Regions from separate parts of the Homo sapiens genome. Here region 2 is linked to region 1. The links are chromatin contacts, found by Hi-C or POLR2A ChIA-PET in ENCODE. All regions are on one chromosome and are shown on one strand. The core of a region is the stretch at or near the end of the contact, and the rest is flanking DNA. Distances in the headings are between cores, read along the strand shown.

Region 1 (2,690 bases), core at 135-2,634:
TGTACTAAAAATACAAAAAATTAGCCAGGCGTGGTGGTGCGCACCTGTAGTCCCAGCTACTTGGGAGGCTGAGGCAGGAGAATCGCTTGAACCCGGAAGGCAGAGGTTGCGGTGAGCCGAGATCGTGCCACTGCACTCCAGCCTGGGCGAAAAAGGAAAACTAATCTAAAAAAAAAAAAAGAAAGAAAGAAAAAAAAAGAGAAATTCTGTCTACTTAAGAAAATCTCCACCAAGGATGCAGATGTAAACTACTTTTTGGAGATTCATTGGAAGCATCCTTACGAGGTGACAGTGACTATGAGCTTTTGGTGGACACTCCAAAATATACAGTCTACTTGCTGGTGGACTCCAAGTTTTCAATAGAGATTACACTTTTCTCAAATTAGTTTCAGTGTGGCTCTCTATGGAACAATAGAAATAATAAAGCCGGCCAATGCAGGCCAAATTTGACAGCAAATGGAGATAACTGATTTAAAAGACAGATGCCTGAAAGAACAGTCCACAGTCTGGCCAAGACGTTAAGAGGTTTTCAAGTCCTAAAGTACCAGCCATCATTACATTATCATGGGCCATATGAAAACATCCTGCAGCCTCTAATCCATGATAAAGTGATGGGACGTGCACAGAGACTGTTGTAAGGAGCTCGCTGACACAGGCAGGAGACCACTGTGTAAGGAGCTTGCTGACGCAGGCAGCAGAGCACTGTTCTCCTGGGGAGGCGGGCTAATCCTGTCCTCTTGAGGAGGGAGGGTGTTTAAATGCATTTGATTTTAGTGAAAGCTCTAGAAAGCGCCAAAAATCCAACAGCTGCACACAGTTCCGATTAGGAACCATGACCTCAACTCGTAATTTTTGGGAAAGGAGGATTTATTGTATTGTTTGTCAAATTCAAGTTTTATTTTATGTCCATAAAGCTGTGGAAAGGAAAACACCGTCTTTTCTGACTACAACAGGCTGTTTGCAGCTCCCTGACAATATGACACCCTGCTGAAGAAGCACAGCCTCTGGGGCTTCAGGTAGGATTTTTCTGGATTACTGGTTGCACAAAGCAAAAGTCAAAGCATGTTCAGACCCCAGCCTTCCTAAGCTCTGCTTCTCACACAGACCCACCATGCCTGGCCCAGCCTGGACGCTCTTGACCACCTTCAAAGCCCAAATGCCTTCTTTTCACTCATGTGTGACGACTATCTAGTTACAAGGATACAAGCAGTCCCCAGAGAATTTACTGGGTCTTTTCAGAGGCAATAGGCTCTGCCCCAAACCCTGGACTACTCCTTTCCTTCCAGGTTACAAATAAGCTCTTGCAGCAGATTTTTTTTTTTTTTTGAGACAAGGTGTCGCTTTGTCATCCAGGCTGGAGTGCGGTGGCGCAATCAGAGCTCACTGTAGCCTCAAACTCCTGGACTCAGGGAATTCCCGCCCCCTCAGCCTCCTGAGTAGCTGGGACTACGGGCATAGGCCACCGTAGACAGCTAATTTTCAGCAAACACCTTAACACAGAGAGCCAGTGTGGCCACCAAGTGCTCCACTGCCCCTTAAACAGGTAGGAAGGGGATTTTGGGCTAAAAGTGGCAACTCAAGATCCAGGTAGCTTTGTCTAAAGTAGCCCAGTAACAATCGAACCCCTGAACGGAAAGATAATCAAACACAGAACAAACCATGGCCATGGCCAGAGGCGCTAGAATTTAAACTGGAAGCCGTGAAAATTCTTTGAATTTCTTAGAGGACTGACAGAAGTCATTATGCGCAAAAAAAATTGTATTCCCCCAGTCATCCACGTTTACATTTTATGAGATACTTTGTTTGCTGAAGAATACACGTTTTAGGAGATTTTCAGTCCCAGAGAAGAAATATTTTCAAATGGATTGTGACTCCCTGCGGATGCGTATGTGAGGAAAACCAGGGATGTGAAGGTCAGGATTTTGTGCAAACTTTAATGACTCTTCTGCCAAAATGATTTTGTTCAGTTAAAACTAAAACTAACCAGACGTATGACACATATTTACAGTCAGGGTCAAGAGTGTTTACTCTTCAGCAGTTAGCTTTGAAAACAAAAGAGCTTTGACCACAGATGGACTGAAGGGAACCAAAGCTGGAATGGAGAGCTCCCTGGAAGTGTAAGAGCCAAACTCACAGCCCTGCTTTCCAAAGCCCACCACTTCCAGGAGTCGGCCATGAATTCAGATGATGAGCTTCGTGGCAATATCTATTTTTAAAGGCCAGCACACACATACAATATGATATGGTTTCCCTGAGAAAGCCACAACTGCCAAATAATTACCACATTTCTAATTTTAAATTTGAGTTAACAAACACCAAAGCATAAGCTGAGGGTTGATTTTAATTTTTGCTCTACTAAAATCAAACTCGATTGTCATGTACTCATTTTCTCCTCATTACAAACTACATTTTAAAAAATATTATGACAAACTACATTTTTAAAAAGATTATTGCAAACTACATTTTTTTTAAATGTGGATTTTTTTGGATGTTACGCATACATAGGTACACATACATGTATAATACATACATACACAAAGATAACAGAGAAGAAAAAATGACCAATCCTAAGAAGAAATAACAGCTTCTTTCCACAAGGTATCATGAAGCCTAGAAATCAGAATTCATGTTTCAAATTATAATAATTTTTAAAGTTTTTTTAGTATTAGCAATATTAAGAAAGCCATCAG
Region 2 (2,690 bases), core at 82-2,581, 230 kb after region 1:
CACCTGAGGTCAGGAGTTCGAGACCAGTCTGGCCAACATGGCAAAACCCTGTCTCTACTAAAAATACAAAAATTAGGCCAGGTGAAGTGGCTCACACCTGTAATCCCAGCACTTTGGGAGGTGGACACGGGTGGATCACCTGAGGTCAGCAGTTCGAGACCAGCCTGACCAACATGGAGAAACTCTGTCTCTACTAAAAAAAAAAAAAACAAAAAAAATTTACCCAGGTGTGGTGGTGCATGCCTGTAATCCCAGCTACTCAGGAGGCTGAGGCAGGAGAATCACTTGAACCCAGGGGGCAGAGGTTGCGGTGAGCTGAGATTGAGCTATTGCACTCCAGTCTGGGCAACAAAAGTGAAACTCCATCTTGGAAAAAAAAAAAAAAGGCAGGTGTGGTGGCGGATGCCTGTAATCCCTGCTACTTGGGAGGCTGAGGCAGGAGAATTGTTCCAACCTGGGAGGTGGAGGTTGCAGCGAGCTGAGATCGCACCATTGCACTCCAGCCTGGGCAACAAGAGCGAAACTCCGTCTCAAAAAATGAATAAATAAATAAATAAATAAAGCAGAACACTCACATGTCCCTCTACAATCACCTCCCCACCCATACTGGCCCCAGGCAACCACTTTTCTGTTTTCTGTCACTCCAGATTAGTTTTGCCTTTTCAAGAATTTCCTATAAATGGAATCATATGTCATATTTTAAGCTTCTGTAAAACAAATGGAAAAGCCAGAGAAACCCCATCCATTGGAATGGGGTCTACCAGTGTGGATCTGGATATGCTTGGCCAGCTTTTCTTGGCACTGCTCAAATTGGAGATAGACTATCCTATAGGCACAGCTCTTGCTCTTCCCTGGCTCACGGTCCCACCACACTCTAGCTCAGGCTTCTCTCTGTGGCACTCTGTACTCACGGCGATTTCTCCCTCGCTTTTGGAGCTGCCTTTCCCTTCTTGGCCCACATCTACCAACTGGAAAAGAAAACAGAAAATGAAACCGCTGGAAAGGCATCTTTCCTGGAGAGTCTGCTAATCTTTGTGGAGAACCACACAGGAAGCATGTCCCCTCAGTTCTCACTGACATCCCAGATAATGTAAACTCCCCACTTCCTGTACAGCTGGCTCAGGAATTGGCCTCTCTGACACAATGAAGGAAGCTTCAGTTTCTCATTATTTAACAGTTGGACACCCACTTGCTCTCTTGGATCCTAGGGCTATCTTTCCCTCTTTTTTCAAGGGTTTTGTTTTCTTTCTTCATCTGGTTCACCTTCAGATTTAAGAAAGTGTGAGAGAGAATGATGGTCTAGTCTTTTCATCATTTCTTCTTCTCGCTAAACCTGTCTGGTTCTTCATCCATATGCGGAACATTTTTTATGACTGAGTAGACAGAAATGGGCTTCTGGAGCCCAGCTATCATTTGACATATTGTTGTTATTCTTCCCAGTAAAAACACTTCCACAAAAGAGCAACTGGTGGTAACTGAATATGTCTGCAGAAAAAAAGAAAATAAATATGCAGTACATTTCAATATGAGAACATTTTCCCTCCTCTGGCTTCCTGGAGTATATAGTGCAGGTGGCAAGGAAATATCCTTTGCCTTACACAGTATAAAGGCTAGACCAGCGGTTCTCAAAATGCAATCCTTAGACAGTGGCATCAGTGTCACCTGGCATATTGTTATCTATTGCTGCATCGCATGTATCCCAAAACTCAGTGGTGTTAAACACCAGTCAACATTTATTATTTCTCACAGTTTCTGTGGGTCAGGAATTTAGCTTAACTGGCTGGGGTCCCATGAGATTACAGACAAGATGTTACCCAGAGCTGTGGTCTCATCTGAAGGCTCTATGAAATCAGTTTCCAAGGTGGCACACACAGGCGGCTGGCAAATTTGTGCCAGGTGTTGGTGAGATGCCTCATTTCCTCCCTAGGTTGCTCACGTGTCCTCCAGACACGAAGGTCTGCCTTTCCCAGAGGGTGTGATCCAAGAGAGAGGGTGTGGAAACTGCTGTGCCTTTTAGAGCCTTGTCTTAAAATCACATGGCCATCTATTAACATCAAACATAGTTAGAAACAAGTCATTTAATCTAGATCACACTTAAGGGGAGGAAAAGAAGTCTCCACCTTTTGAAGGCAGGAATGTGAAAAAGGTTGTGGACATATTCTAAAAATTACACACCTGGCCAAGAAATGCACTTTCTTGGGCCACACTCCAGACCTACTGAATCAGACACTGTGGGGCTGGGTCCATCAGTCTGTTTTCACAAGCCCTCTGGGTGATTTTGGTGCTGGCTAAAGTTGGGGAACGACCAGGTTGGACAAAAGGACACTAAGAAAACCTCAACTCACTTGTAGTGAAGCCTCACCAGCCAGGGCTACCTTCTAGAATCTAGAAGCTGAGTTTTCATGAATCCACTGAGAGATAATGGCCTTACTTCAAGTTCATCTATAGCAAAGGTACAGTAGGCAGAATGATCCCCCACGCCCCCACAATGTCCATGTCCTAATCCCAGAAACCTTTGACTATGTCACCTGACATGACAAAAGGGACTTTGCAAATGTGATTAAGTTAAGTATCTTGAGGTGGGATATTAACCTGGATTATCCAGTCGGGCTCCAGTTAATCAGAAAGGATTTTCATAAAAGAGAGACAGGAGTTAGATGGAGGAAGGGGCCATGAGCCAAGGAATACAG

What was found. A loop is a pair of places that touch in the nucleus more often than their neighbours do. ChIA-PET counts read pairs that join two places held with the same protein, here RNA polymerase II (POLR2A). Pooled maps may share reads with other maps.
Region 2: a loop to region 1 is called in a map of left cardiac atrium, with 3 times the contacts of the local background. The contact joins two enhancer-like sites. A Hi-C loop is called at or near these places in 3 of 168 maps with a recorded cell type or tissue (Right ventricle myocardium superior, left cardiac atrium and sciatic nerve) and 2 of 50 pooled maps. POLR2A ChIA-PET finds 5 or more read pairs at or near these places in 2 of 52 experiments (GM10248 and naive thymus-derived CD4-positive, alpha-beta T cell).

Annotation. Positions count from the first base shown.
Region 1 is chr10:29,617,412-29,620,101 of GRCh38, forward strand. The region is part of intron 1 of SVIL (supervillin); the gene reads right to left. Among named protein-coding and RNA genes, the nearest start is that of SVIL, 16 kb to the right of the region's middle. RefSeq lists enhancers at 665-1,295, 1,296-1,925. Within about 2 kb of position 1,385, at least 21 of the 41 ENCODE cell types and tissues checked have a DNase peak (open chromatin) inside an H3K27ac peak, as active enhancers do.
Region 2 is chr10:29,848,665-29,851,354 of GRCh38, forward strand. No RefSeq gene overlaps it. Among named protein-coding and RNA genes, the nearest start is that of JCAD, 210 kb to the right of the region's middle. Within about 2 kb of position 1,332, at least 5 of the 41 ENCODE cell types and tissues checked have a DNase peak (open chromatin) inside an H3K27ac peak, as active enhancers do.